Regions from separate parts of the Homo sapiens genome. Here region 2 is linked to region 1. A link is a contact called in ENCODE Hi-C or POLR2A ChIA-PET data. All regions are on one chromosome and are shown on one strand. Each heading gives the region's core, a stretch centred on a gene start or an enhancer-like site at or near the end of the contact. The rest is flanking DNA. Distances are from core to core; before and after follow the strand shown.

What was found. Hi-C counts contacts between places; a loop is a spot of excess contacts on that map. ChIA-PET counts read pairs that join two places held with the same protein, here RNA polymerase II (POLR2A). Pooled maps may share reads with other maps.
Region 2: a pooled map shows a loop between it and region 1 (5-fold over the local background). The contact joins two enhancer-like sites. A Hi-C loop is called at or near these places in 1 of 50 pooled maps. POLR2A ChIA-PET finds 5 or more read pairs at or near these places in 3 of 52 experiments (AG04450, H1 and PC-9).

The regions. Positions count from the first base shown.
Region 1 is chr2:205,728,122-205,735,204 of GRCh38, reverse strand. The region is part of intron 7 of NRP2 (neuropilin 2); the gene reads right to left. Among named protein-coding and RNA genes, the nearest start is that of NRP2, 49 kb to the right of the region's middle. RefSeq lists an enhancer at 446-740. Within about 2 kb of position 4,249, at least 3 of the 41 ENCODE cell types and tissues checked have a DNase peak (open chromatin) inside an H3K27ac peak, as active enhancers do.
Region 2 is chr2:205,765,690-205,772,722 of GRCh38, reverse strand. NRP2 (neuropilin 2) reads right to left here. Exons shown (of 17, transcript NM_003872.3): 15 at 5,920-5,940. Among named protein-coding and RNA genes, the nearest start is that of NRP2, 87 kb to the right of the region's middle. Within about 2 kb of position 1,447, at least 2 of the 41 ENCODE cell types and tissues checked have a DNase peak (open chromatin) inside an H3K27ac peak, as active enhancers do.

The DNA of each region.
Region 1 (7,083 bases), core at 3,000-5,499:
CATTCATCTTTGCTATCAATACCCATGTGCCCAGGACAGTGTAGATGCTACCTGTCATCATGCCTGCCTCTGGGGCCTAAGATGAAGATTCTGTCCAAGTCTTTGAGCTCCTTGGAGGAGAGACACGGCTGGCTGTTTCACCCTTCCCAAATGAGGCGGGCCCTTTGGGGTACAAAAACAGTCTCTCTTCACGTGCACCACCTCTCATGTGAGTAGCGCTTCAGCACTCAGCTTGCACACTCCCATCTCTTCATTACCTATGGTGTGAACTACTGTTTACTTCTATTTTGCTGTAAATATCTGAAGTCAGCCAGCTCCAGGGACTGCAAAGAAAGCAGGGAAATATTTCCAAGACAGCGCAGTGCTGGAGCCCTGGGGTAGACATTGTGCACGAGATGTTCCTCTTCTTTTTTAAAATAAATATTTCTCTCCACTAATAAATGTTTCATTGCCTCCAAAGTTCTCCCTTTCAATGTACTTGGCACAGACACTCAAGAAGGGGGAAAACAAAGCAGGCAGAAGAGAAAAGTGGCAGGAATGCAGGACAGAGGCTGGGGGAAGCCAGAAGCATGTTTTTAAAACTAGTGTCAGGAACAAATGTGCTGACTCATCCGCTCACCCTGACTGCAGATCTGTGTGTCCTCCCTCTCCCACCCCCTTCCCTTGCATCTGCTCTGAAACCAGCCATTGGGTCTACACGTAAAAATAAATTGCTAATCAATGAATGCCATCCTGTTTAATTAATTTGTTGCACAAAACAGTCAAGTAGGGGGAGGGAACTGTTGCGATGCGGGGTGGGGGGGGGCGGTGGGAAATGATATGAAGGCAATGGGCTTTTTTTGTTGTTTGTGAATCATGGTCCTGATCTTTCTCCTTTAAAACTCCCCTTTAAAGACAATTTAAAAACTTGTTTTAAAGCTTGTTTCATTCTAGTGGATGTGGGAACTTAGCCAGATATAGAGTTAGAGGCATGTGTGTGTGTGTGTGTGCACGTGTATACTTTACATAGATATATGTATATATATATATATATAAACACAGAGAGAGATTAAGAGAAGGTAGGGATGCCGGTAGGCAAAGAAGCTGTCTAACAACCAAATGCACATTTAGGACTCTGATGACCTCTGCTCTCATCCTCCTTTACTTTCGGGCTGTTTTTGTCATCAGGCAGCTTTCCTACATGAAGGAGGAGACAGAGGCACAGGGGCGGCTGCGTTCTGGGGGGCGGGGATGTGCGCATCCCCATCTGTGTGGGCCTGCGGGGCCCGCTAGATTTACTGCGGGATTATGTTACCCCCATCGAGACGCTGAGGCCTGGAACACAGCATACTAACAGGATTAGGGTTTCAGGATTTGAGACAGGAACGCATCAGGGAGGAGCGGGGAGGAGGGCAGCTCAGGGGTGGGGCTGGAGAAGAGCAGGCGGGGGAGGAGCACAGGATCAGAGCAATGAGCGGGCTTGGGGGGAACAGTCAATGTCCTAGGAAGAGGGAAGGAGAAACTCGGACATTCTAGGACATTCTAGCTGGGTGGGGTGGGCCCTCCACCCCTGGAAACCTCCTAACACAGATGTTTGGGTTTTCTTAAGGAGGTGCCTTTAACTCCCAGGTGGGGAGAGATTGAGGGAACAGGGAGTGAGGTTCCAGAGACCTCTGCCACCTGCCTGCCTCTTCAGGTGGAGGCTCTGCAAACCGGAGCAGGGACAAGGTGACATCAGAGAGCAGGACAATCTACCAGGTGAGGGCTTCACTCCAGTGCTCATCTACATTAGTTGGGGTTGGGGCAAGGAACATGATTCCACAGCCCAAGCAGAATCACAGCGCCCTTCCACATCCCCTCTGTGTGCTCCTTGTCACTGGCCTCTGTGCACAGCCGGGGCCTTGGAGTTTAACATCAAGGCTATCAGCGCCAGGGAGGCGCGCCTCAGCTACTGGAGACAGTTCAGCACCCACGGGAGCTGGGTGACGCTGGCCGCGGGAGCCTGATAGAGAAAAGGTTCAAGCTTCTGTATAATGAAATTTTCCCCTGAGCTTCCTAAGTGGAGAGGCTAAAGGTCTGAGCTCATCCCATGGCAAATGGATAAGGGACAAACTTAATTACCTAGGGCACTGGATCCTTCTCCATTATAATTGAGAGGGTCAGATAAACTGAGGGACTTGAACTTGGAAGGGGTATCAGCCCCCTTCAGAGCACACGCAACATGACTTCTGAAGGCTGGTGCCCATTACAGTGTGAGGTATTGTCCTCATCTCATATTCAACAAACAAAATTACTACCACAAAAGGAATAAGGGGAAGCCCATCATCTGCCAGGAGGTTTTTTTAAAAAAAAGGTTTTTCCTGAAAACTTAAATGATCAAGTAGAAGCATAATTGCATCCCTAAGAGAACAGTGAGGCTGGGATGGATGACATTTATCTGAGGCAGCTCAATGCAGGCCCCATCAGATGCAGGGAAAGGTCTGGATGACTTATCATGGTCCATTCCAGGCCTATGATTTTAAAAGAGGCCCATAAATATCCCATGGGGCCTTCTTACTTTTTAAATTGATAACTTGCTTCTGCTCAAGAAGAGCTTTGTGGGTCTACTCCATTAATTATATCCGCGGAGAGCCTTCCATCTACAGATCTCAAGGTGCTTTGCCGATAGCAGCCGCAGCGCCATTCCATTTGGACTGGGTGGAAACGCTGAGGCGTGCAGCCACTAAGAGATGTTTCCAAGATCACACGGTGCCCTGTTTAAGAAGATCTGAAAATAGACATCACGTGCCTCTAGCTGTTAGCCAACTGATTTGAGGGTTTGGTTTTCTGACACCACTCTTTCTCTCCTCCCAAGTCTCTGATTTAAAAATGATTTGTTTTAATTTAGAAAATAAATATGGGATAGAGGATTTTTGAAGTGGAGTGTTTATTTGTTTTGAAGGGATGTGGCCAAATCAAACAAATGGCAACTCCTTTCAACTCTCCATCCTCATGATTCTGTGGTGAAGCCCAGCTCCACAATAATGAGCCTAGTGGGTTAAGCCATGTACAGGCTCATCCTGCATGCAGAACTTCACTGAAGAGGAGGCTTTCCAGGAAAATGTGTACCTCTCAGTCCTTGGACTGAACATGTAGGAAGCCAATTTCCCTCAAGATGAAGAGTAAGGCCTAGGGCGGATTGTGGAGAGCGCCAGTCTGGACATCCAAGTCTGGTGACCAGGCGCCGTCCATGCAGGCTCCAGTTTCCTAGTCCCTGCAGCAAGGCACTTAATCTCTAAGAGCTTCAATTCCACAGTTGTGAAACTCTGTGAAATACTCTAGTGAATAAGCTGGTGCCTGAGGATTTTCTGAGTCCCTTGGAGGTCATCCTTACATTAATGTGATGAACTCAGTGCATTCCTTCCACTCCTGGTGGGGTAATTCTGAAAATTCTTGGACCCAAGTCTTACCTCATCCCTATCTTCACCCATCCATCCTCGATCTGGCCAATAGCGTGCATTTGGCACCCCACAGACTTTCTCTTTTAGCCCAAATTTCTTCCAAATGCATCAGAATAGCCCAGAAACACTGTGACTAACTAGAGCTGTGTCAACAAGGGAGATCCCCACGTTTACCGAATGAGAGGGAACTGAAGATAAGGGCTTTTGCCTAGACAAATAAGGGCAGTAGTCTCTCTCCCCCGTGTCCTGTCACCAGCTGTGGTTCCATTCCCGAGGCACAGCCTATCCCCAGTGCAGAATCATGGAATCAGCATCTCAGGAGGGCAGGAACTAGACCAAGACCTTGTGCCTCTGAGCTCTTCCCATTGCTCTCCATGCGCCCTTCTTGGTATGTATGTACATAATTGTGCCTATAATTATGTAAACATACATGAACCTTCTACTGTTGTATTAACAATGCCATGTCTGCATCTAGGGTGTTATTAATATAGCTGGGGAAACCAAAAGCAGTAATTTCTGCTTGTGGTTTCTGAAGAAATGTATGCAAAGCAATTTGTATAATCTAAAGGAGCACGTGGGTTGGATATGGATTCCATCAGGCAGATGAGCTCTCTGCCTTGTGGTTATGCCATAAATATACATAAGGCGGGCCCACCCTGTATGAGAATCATAGGTTCCATATTTATGGCATGTGGAATTGGATAAAGATTTGGGATGTGCTGTGCATGTGGCCTGTGTAACCAGGCTGCGTTTGCCAGGAGGAGGCTTGCAATGCCCCAGCAACAGTGTGACTGACCACTTTCTCATAGGCGACCTCATGATGACCTGTTGGATGGGAAGAGACCAAGAACAGGCTGCTGCCTGGCTAGGGGAGGCTGGAAAAGAGTTCCTTAGTCTTTCTCACCCACTGGCAGTAAAAAGGAAGGCATTCTTTCAGAGGCCTAGGCCTTGCCTCAGCCCCGTCTGGGTCCACATTGTAAACAGTGTTTTGCAAAGACATAGGACAGCCCTCCCCCGCCACCTTGAGCACTCATTAAACTTGTTTTTCTCTGACTTCCCCAATTCCCTGGTCTTTGGTATGCTGCATTGCTGTTGACAGTGACCAGGGAGTTGAAATCGAGTTCCCACATTTCTGTCCCAAATGTCACTATTCCCTCTTCCTTCCCTGCACACCGGGAAGGCATTTGCAAACCTTCCCTCTGCTCTGAGCAGAGCAGAGCAGAGCAGGCGGTTGCCTTCATCTCTGCTTTGCTTTTCTGCTAACTCCTGTTGTCTGAATTTCACTTTCAAGCCCACCACTTAGCACCAGTTAGCTTGGCACAGTGCCCACCATCCAGCAGCTACAAAGAGAAACTCAGTGGTGGCACTCGGCATGGACGAAGCCTCTTCCTCCACTGCCCCCAAGTCCCTCCCCAACCCCCACCTCCCCCCATGGCATCAAATCAAACTGCGGCAGACTTGACAAATCTATTTGGCACGGTTCACTCAACTACTTCAACCCCAACAGCCCAGAGAGCTGCGCTGACGCACCGTGAATGAGGGGGAATCTGCACATTAAATACAGATATCTGAACGAAAGATCTGCTAATGAAGGGGCAGCTGAGACCATCCTTGCAGGGGAGACAAGGAAAGCCCCTGGGCGTCCACCACACCCGCAGTGGGGTGAAGGAGCTTGGAGAGTGGGGCGATGCCTAATTGGCAGGCTCTCCATTTTCCTGCCTCCTTCTAAGTACACAAAGGATGAATTTCTAATGGGGAAGAGAATGGGCTTTTCCTCTGCCCCAACTCCATTTATTTGGGCACGACTAATTCAGTAAAACAAAAACAAAAACAAAAACAAAAAAACTCTCAAGTTACCCCTTGGCTGCTGGGGAACTAAATCTAGCCAAGTGGGGAAAGAGGAGGCAAAAGAGAGAGAATATATCCATTATGAAAAAGTTGAGAAAAATAATTCTGAAAACCAGAAAGCTAAATTCAATTTCAGGAATATCTTTCCTGAAGAATGAATACCAGGGATAAAGCCAGGGAGGACAGCATTCTATGAAAATGTGCAGTGCTAAGGTATTTCCAAAAGCAGATTTCCTACAAATGATGTTTTAAATAGCATCCTGGTCCATCTGCATGCTTTTAAAACAGCTTATGCTACAGTATCCCTCTGGGCCTGTGCTGCTTAGTCATTGCGCCTGGACAGGGAGACAATCAGGTGAGCCCCACTCCTCTCCCCGGGGACCACCCCTGCCTGGCTTCTGGCCCTCGTCTGCTAGCTGAGCTTCCGAGATCTACCGGTTTATAATTGAAAAGGGTGGGGTGGAACCAGGTCTCAGCCCCCAAGCTCCTGGCACCCAGTGCCAATTCAGGCTGGGCATTCCCAACGGATGCTTGGTAAGTCTTTCTGAAACCAAGTCAGTGGGAAACCAGACCTGGCCTGGCACATCTTTCAATTGCTAAGTACCTCACTTTCCTTATCGTGGAAATCGGGCAATTGTGTGCATGTGTGTGAGATACCTGGTAATATCCAGAAGCCATGGTTTTCAGATGAGTGGTACCCCGTTACTATGGTGATTTTGATTTTTTAAAAATCTACTCCTTTTCCCGTTTCCCAAGTGAGACTGCCAACATCACAGTTCAGAATTTTCTGGGTCTGAGGTTTCCAGCTGCACCAGTCAGAGCAAGCTGCCTCGGGGCAGTGACAGGGGCTGAGGAGATTCCCTTTGGAAAAGATCTTTGGCCTCCCTAGGCTTGGCCACATGTGCCCCATTTTGATAATTCACACTCTGACAGACCAGGGCTTGGTGGAACTGTAATGCTACAGGAGAGACCCTCTTCCTCCCTCCCTACCTCCTTTTTAGGGAAGGACAGGCAGCCCCTAGGAATCCCCCAGACATCACACTCTCCTTCCAGACCTCTGCACCAGCTCCTGCTCTGCAGGGGGCATCGTGCCCTGTGTTCCCATCACAGATACCCCAATCCTACCCACACAAGCCCCTGGCTGTTTGCAATAAGCCCCCATGGGCTGAGTGTGCTGTGTATATACACATAGAGCCAGCACATCGCCTGTGCCAGCTGCAGACCCAGAATGTCATGTCTTAAGAAAGTGGAGTGCCAGACATTCATCCATATGTATACAACAAAAGCCCCACATCACCCACACAGACCACACCTCCGGGAGCCGCAGATGCGGGAGGCACCAGCAGAGAGAATTCAATGCCTCGCCGCTAAGCATGATTGCCAGTTCAGAGCCCATCCCCAACAAACTGAATTTCTCCTCATTATTTATTGTCCTTTTTCTTCTCCAGGACATTGTGATTCCCTCTCAGGATTTGTGCCCTTTCATTTCCAGAGCTCGGTAACTCCTGAACTATAGTATCATGTGGTTTTGTGATTGTTAACCCAGCATGTGGAAGGGACTCAGGCCATAAATGTTCAGTGAATCCTGGGTGGGGAGAAGTGGACTGGGGACATATTTTCTCCTTCATTTGAAGTCAGAGAACACTCTGCAAGCTCTCTCTCTCTGCTGCGCAAGATGCAACAGCAACTGGCTGTCAGAGAAACGGTGTTTTCCAATCGCTTTAGCCTAAGAGAGAAGATTTTCAAGGCCAGCACGACCCTTGCCTCCATCAATTATCTGAGCCTGACTACACAAGGCCCTCTCTCCTGTAGGAGG
Region 2 (7,033 bases), core at 198-2,697, 40 kb before region 1:
TAGGTGGGTGAAAGTGTAGGTGAGAATTCAACCTTGCCTGGAGTTGGTTGATCTGTTGACCTGAATTTTCCCTTTGATTGATCTAATTTCTACCGCTTACTCACATGTCTTTTTTCACCTGGAAAACACTTTCAATTCCTGAACTATTTTTCATTAATTCCCACCCCAGATTCTCTACAAAGTTTTCCCATTGTGTGAGATAATCAGAAACAGATACTTAAATAGTCAATAACTGAACTCCAAGTGCATTTGCAAGGTTGCACAGGCTCCCATCTGTAAAAATTCTGAGCCCCCTGGAGAAAAGCAATGCAAACACAAAGAATTTGAATTTTGAGAAACAATAAAGTTTGAGAAACCAGGCATGGGAGAAAATAAGAAAAACAGTTACACATGAGGTAGTGTTCCGGTCATTCCTATCTGCAAATAGGGTCACTATGCAATTGGGAAACGTGTCTGTAACAACGGCCACCCTGAGTGGACATTTCCTGTGTATTAACCATTGGTCTACGGGCTTCACATGAATCAATTTTGTTTATTCCTCATGACCCTCCAAAGGGAGACCTGAGTACTTGAGAGGACAAGTGATTTTCTCCTGGTTTCACTTGGAGGATAATTGTGGAGAAGGGCAGAGAAGCATTCAGTGAAACCCAAGAGATGGCCCAGGGTCCCCTGAGGAACTGTACACTGCTAGCAAGTGTCAGAGTCACGGCTAGAACCAGGTGGACAAAATCCCAGCCTGTGCTCTAACCCAGGGGTCAGCTCACTGTGGCCTATTGGCCAAATCCAGCCCACTGCCTGTTTGTGTAAATCAATTTTTGTTGGAACACAGACACCCTCATTTGTTTACATATTGCTTATGGATGCTTTTATGCCACAATGGCAGAGCTGAATACTTGCAACAGAGACTGTATGTCCTGTAAAACCCAAGATATTTACTATCTGGCCTTTACAGAACAAGTTTGCAGATTCCTTGCTCTAACCAAGTAGGGAGGGAAGAGGAAACAGTCCTCTTCCTTTCTGCCTCCTATTTCTGTCTGAACCTGTCTGAGGATTGGCGTGTCTCAGTCAAGTCAGTTTCTCACTGAATCTCTGAAATGAGAAAGCATATACTATAGCTGCTTTATGAAATATCATCTGGACCTGGGGGAGTCACCCAGGTTTCCAGAAGAAGTGTTTTGAAAGACACCAAGGGTAAGCCTTCTCTCTTTCTCTTTCAAAAAAGGCTCATTGCATGTCAGAATTGTTTTAGGACTGGCCTGTCTGCACAGTCCTTTCTGTACAGGTTAAAAATGAAGTGCTGGTGGAGGAACATTTCACATAAAGGTTTATTTAATTTGTGAGATTAAACAAACGAAAAAGGTTGGCTCCTCTAGAGAAGTTTACAGAAGATAGTAGAAGAATGTGGTCACGCCCTCTGATGTGTTTGGAAAAAAGACGCACAAGCACAAAGGCATCCCTGAGAAACGACTCTTTCCATCTGCCTTATGAGCATGGTGTGGCGGGAGGCGCCGGGATGTTTTCAGTAAGTTGGCAGAAACCATGTGGATTGCTCCCACATCTAGAGGCATTTTTAAATGCCTCCGAATTCAGATCTCTGACTGGCTGAAGTCTCGGACGCTTCACACTCTTTGGTGGCACTTATGCTACTTTCTGTAAACTGAGTCTTGTCCCTGTGTTCTTGGAGAGAAAAGTTGGTGAAAAACATTTTCTTCCACCCATAGATAAGCTGGCCTCGGCAGTTGTTTACATGAGTGGTAAACTGATGGAGAGGGGACGTGTCAGGCCTCTGTAGCAGGAGAGGTGGCATGCTCCAGCGAACCTCACAAAGAACACCTCTGTGTCCCCTGGGGAAGGATGGCCGCCAAGCAGTTACCCGCTTCACACATCTGATCTCCATGCTTTCTTGCTCAGCAACACCTAGCCTTAATCTGGCAGCTGGAGACATAAGGGGGTGGGGGCAAGGAGGAGGATTCACACACTACAGCTGCCTATCTGGAACCCCGGCAGGGGTTAGGAACACTTCTCTGCCTTTCATCAGACGGTTATGTGCAAAAGCACCATTTAACCCTCTCTGCATCTCAGAAGTGCTTCTAGGAGAAGGAGGCGTGGGAGGAAGGGAGTCCAGGGAGAAAGGGAATGTGAGGCCAGGCCCTGGGATGGGGGACCTTACCCTGGTGGACAAAGCCTTGGGAGGCAGGCAATAGAGGGTGAGGGTGGGAATGGGAAAGGAGAGAAGGGGGTGCAAAATGCAGAGATTGGCCAGTTGGCACCAAAGAAACAGAACTTAAAGCCTAAGGAATAGAGTCAAATGCCAGCCAGCATTACCCCCAAAATGGGCCTCTCTTAATACTGCTCCCCTCTATGCCCAAGAGACAGCTGTGGATGTGCACTTTCTCCTGGTTTTGTCTGGATGAGAACTGTGGAGAACTGCAGAAAGGCACCTAGGGAGACCCGAGAAATGGGGCCCCTGGACCTTAGGAATGGTCTGAGTCATAAACCCCACATTCCCAGCTGAAACGGGAGACATTGATGTTCCTTTTAGCATCCACTAGCGTAGGACAGTCATTCTGAATCCTTCCCTCTGACAACCACCTTCCACAGGTGCACCCAGCTGGGATTTCCGTGAGTCTCTAACAGGTAGGGCACCAGATCGTCTCTCTGCCCGTGCTCTGCTCAGAAACCACAGCCTCTAACACGAACAAAAACTCTTGCCTCCAAGGTGAGCTGCTAAAAATAACCACCTGGTCAACAAACCCCAGAACTCTGATTATGGGCTTCATATATTTTTACTGGCTTCTTTATTGTTCTTGTTTCCTTTATTGAAAAAAGAAAGTATTGGGTAAGAGGAAATAATCCATCACCTTAATTACACCACTTTTCGGTTCTTTTTCCCCCCTTTATACACACGGTTTTTCATTTGTTAAAGCTCAAATCCTAGAAAAAGATACATGACGGCACCATGTTTATAGCCACTGCTTTAAAAAAGAAAAGAAAAGAATGCACACCCAGGCTACATTGTTTAAAATGTGACTCATAACAACCACAAAAAAGGGTCTTTTTAAAAAATCACATGACAACACAGTTTATTCATTCTTTCTTCTCTTTCTCCCTTCTCAACACAGATCTCTTTTTCTTCCAGGCTTTTCTTCATTACTGACTCACATCCTGGCACACAATGTGTCTGTGTGTGTGTGTGTGTGTGTGTGTGTGTGTGTGTATGTATGTATATACACACACACAGCAGAAAACACAGGATGATTTAAATTTAAAATAATATTGCATGGCAAGAAATCAGTAAGAGGCGGAAAATGAAAGATACTTCCAAATATAAAAGATTGCGACCATCTAATAACTCCAGGTCCAAAGGCCACTTTTATTGTATTTCACTAAAGATTTACCTGTACAGTGATTGCTCCCAAAGAATGAGATTACCTTTGTTGCATGATTAATTTATAAGGGAAAAGAAAAACACTCTAATTTGAAAAATGTATAACAATGTAAATGCCTATGGTTGGCAGTGTTTCAACATCAACTTTCCATACCTTGCCTGCCCCCTGATTTCTCTGTTTCCATTTTTTGAGTGAAAAGGCTGATTTTATGCCCGGATCAAGAGAGGACTCCTGCTGTCCTGACCATAAGAGGAATAGTATATGAGTCACTAGGTTAGATGGAACACACAGTCCTCTCCTCTCTCAAACAGAAAAGTTTGCTCAAGGCAGAGTTGCATGCTGTGGTCAAACAGGTCTCAGCCAGAAAGAAGAGACCCATGGCACTAGGTTCATCTGGTTACCAACTCAGATCTCCATGTAAAACGTGCCAAGGTGAATGAAATTCTCCATTCCCAATTCAGATTCTGCTCTTTACTGTGTCCATTGGCCAAGTCTCTGCTCCCCAAGCCTTGGTTTCTTCTTCCCAAAGATGCTTGCCATCCTCCAGGACGAAAGCCATGGCCTAATCCATGCAACTTGTGCACTGCCTTTGCTTAGCCTCAAAGCGGCCCACCAGGAGCACCCTGGAAATTCTTACCTTCAAGTTACTAAGCCCTGTGTTTATTTTGGCTAAATGAGCACTGCTGCTCAGATGAGATTTTATGTATATATTTTTTACAAGAGAGCATGACTGGCCTGTGAAGCCTCATGGTAAGCACAGTTTCAAGGAGAGTGTACGTGCCCTGGTCTGCTTATTCTCTTACGGAAGTGAAGCACTTAGCACTTAGCCACTGTACTTGTCAGTCATGGCCCGACACGGTGTGCACACAGAACAGTGTCTGCAGCAGCTGCTGGCACGTCTTTACCCAGCCTTTCTGGGAGCTGTGAGTCTCCACAACCCAAAGAGAGTCAGGCGAAACAACATCCACAGCTTTCACTTCACCAACATAAGCATTACCTTGGGTCCTGAAGGTTAGAACTCGAATTCGACTGTAATCCAAAGTCGTTCAGTTTGGCTCTCAGCTTTCCTCCAATACTTTGGATTTACATTAACATAAACCTCACCCCCAGAGAGCACCAGTGTATGCACATGAATACTCTTAATACTTTTAGAACTGTGGTACAGGGAGTGGGCATGGGGTTCAGGGACACGAGGAAGGGTAAGAAAGGCAATATATTCTATGTCGGTCTGTCATTCCCCTGTCGTCTGCAGCTTTGTTCCTCACTGGCTGTCTTAGAGCTGATGAGTGGCAAATTGGGTGAGATGATTTGGAGTCAGGGAGCATATCTAGGTGGCAAACCAGGAATTCATCTCTTTCTAGCCCAGAGCTGGACAGATTAATGAGAGTGAAGATAACGAGTCTAGACGGCAGATATAAAAATGGCTGCCCTTATCTCTGCAATGCTGCCACTTGTAGGGGTAAGCCCAGCCAGTACAAAGAGGGCACAGCAATCCTCACAATTGCTGGCATCAAACAGGTCATGAAGAACCCCCATCATTTGGTGAGGGTGTTTTTGTGTGTGCTTTTACACTCAGGCCAACTGCAGTGACGCATTTAGAGTGGCTCCTAAATGTTTGGCATTAGAAACCGGTGTGGGAACTTCAGCAGTGTCCGCTAATAGGTTTGCAAAGAGGGCAAAATGTAAAATCTGCTGCATTGTAACAGCACAAACAACATTGCCATCACCCAAGGCTGGAGGCCTTTTTTTTTTTTTATAACCTGGATGAGGCAAGCATCCCCAATTCTTCTCACTTTGCTCTGCTCTCTCTGCTTTCTCGGGGGAGAACACGTCCTTTCTGATTTTCAGTCCTGCATTTAAAGTGCTCTAGCTCCAGTCATCGAATGCACCTCCTTATTCCCTTGACTGGACACCGGGTCCTAAATGTGGCAACTCTTTCTCCTGAGGCCACCACTTCTGTGTCTCTTTCCTAACTTCCTTCTCTTACAAGCAGCCTGCCACCGTACCTCACTGAGGTATGGTGACTGCAGGTACTGACTGCAGGCTGTACACAGAAGCCCCTCGGCTCTGTGGTTAACTGAAACCGCTGCCTTGGTACCCTGGAACTGGAAAGAAACCATCTTCAGGCTAAAATAAATCATTGCCACCTCATTTCACTTTTAATTTATACTGATTTTTTTTTTTTTTTGGTTCAGTCTTCCCACAGTCTCTCCTTTCTCACCACCCCTGCATTTTCAGCCTCATTGCTCCCCGTTGGACAATGCAAGGCTGAAAGGTTTATCTGTAACCTATTTGTCTCTATTAATAGGTTTCTAAACTTTAATTAAACAAGAGACAGTGAGGCTCTCAATCCCCTTCCCGCATCTACAGGTGTTGCTAGTGCCATCTAGCGGCAGGAAGGTGTGGCGTCTCTTTTCTCTTGCGAGATTTGACAAATTTGGAGGTTGATTCCCCCCATCAAATTCACATCACATGGGGGAAGGAAAAAGCATGCAAAAAAAAAATTTTTTTTTACCTTTAAAATTCTCACCTGCAAAAGCCGAGATGGGTTCTGAAAAAAACAAACAAAAAATTGGACTTAGTTAAAGGCAAGAAACAATTGGGTGAACATAGAGTGAATAATTGGATGAATATGATGATAAACATGACTGCACTCGGTTTTTTTGTACCACTCCATGGAGAGGGCCCCCCATCTTCCACATGTTCTAGGCTGGCTCTAACACATCATCATCATGGGGTGGTGATGGCGGAGGAGGGGGGATTCTCAAAGTTGCTTTGGAACAAAAAGTCCTTCATCAAGAAATGGGTCCCTAAAGTATTGTAATCAGTTACTTACTGCTGATTACTTTCTCAGAGCCTGGATTACTTTTAGATGCCTGGGGCCTGAGAGTTGCCCGGAGGGACTGGGGTGGTCCCAGGTGCTTCTGACATCATCAAGCACACACACACCAGGGGTCGTGTGCCAAGAAAGGCAGTTGGTGAGTTACTGCAGCCACTCTGCTGACTGAAAGCAACCCTCATGCCTTCTCAGGGTTCCTTTCTTGGTTTGGGAAATGTCCATGGCTCTGATGGGACACAGCCAGGGTGACCTCATCTGCAGCAGGAGACCCTGAAGAAAATGCGTGCCTCTCAGGTGGACTGGCTGTTCAGGTGCTTTTGACCAAGATGATGGTTATGATATCCTTCTCGTGCCAGTCACCTGGCCTGCAATGTTTAATCCTACAACAACTTTGGGATCTTGGGCATTAGAGGTATTCGTTTTAAAGAAAAATCTGAAATCTTACTTCAAATGCCACAGTTTGCTCTGCAATTCATTCATGTAAAATAACTACTCAGGTAATTGTGTTATCACTCTTACATAACATATGTACTATTTTTGCTCACCAGTGAAGGCTTCCATTAAATCCATCAAACCTTTCCAGCATATAATTTTGACTGGCAGTTGCTCTCGTCCTCTAGCATTTTCTTTGCTAAAAGCTGGGGTTTGCTGAGGGGGTCTTGGCACCCTGAACCTCTATGTACTTAGTGCATGTCTATTTCTGATTGGGAACAGGGATATAAGCCGTCCCCTTACCTCACACCCCTTCCCACCCTGAACCCAGCCTAAGACACAACTACACCCACACCTTACCTTGCAGAGACTG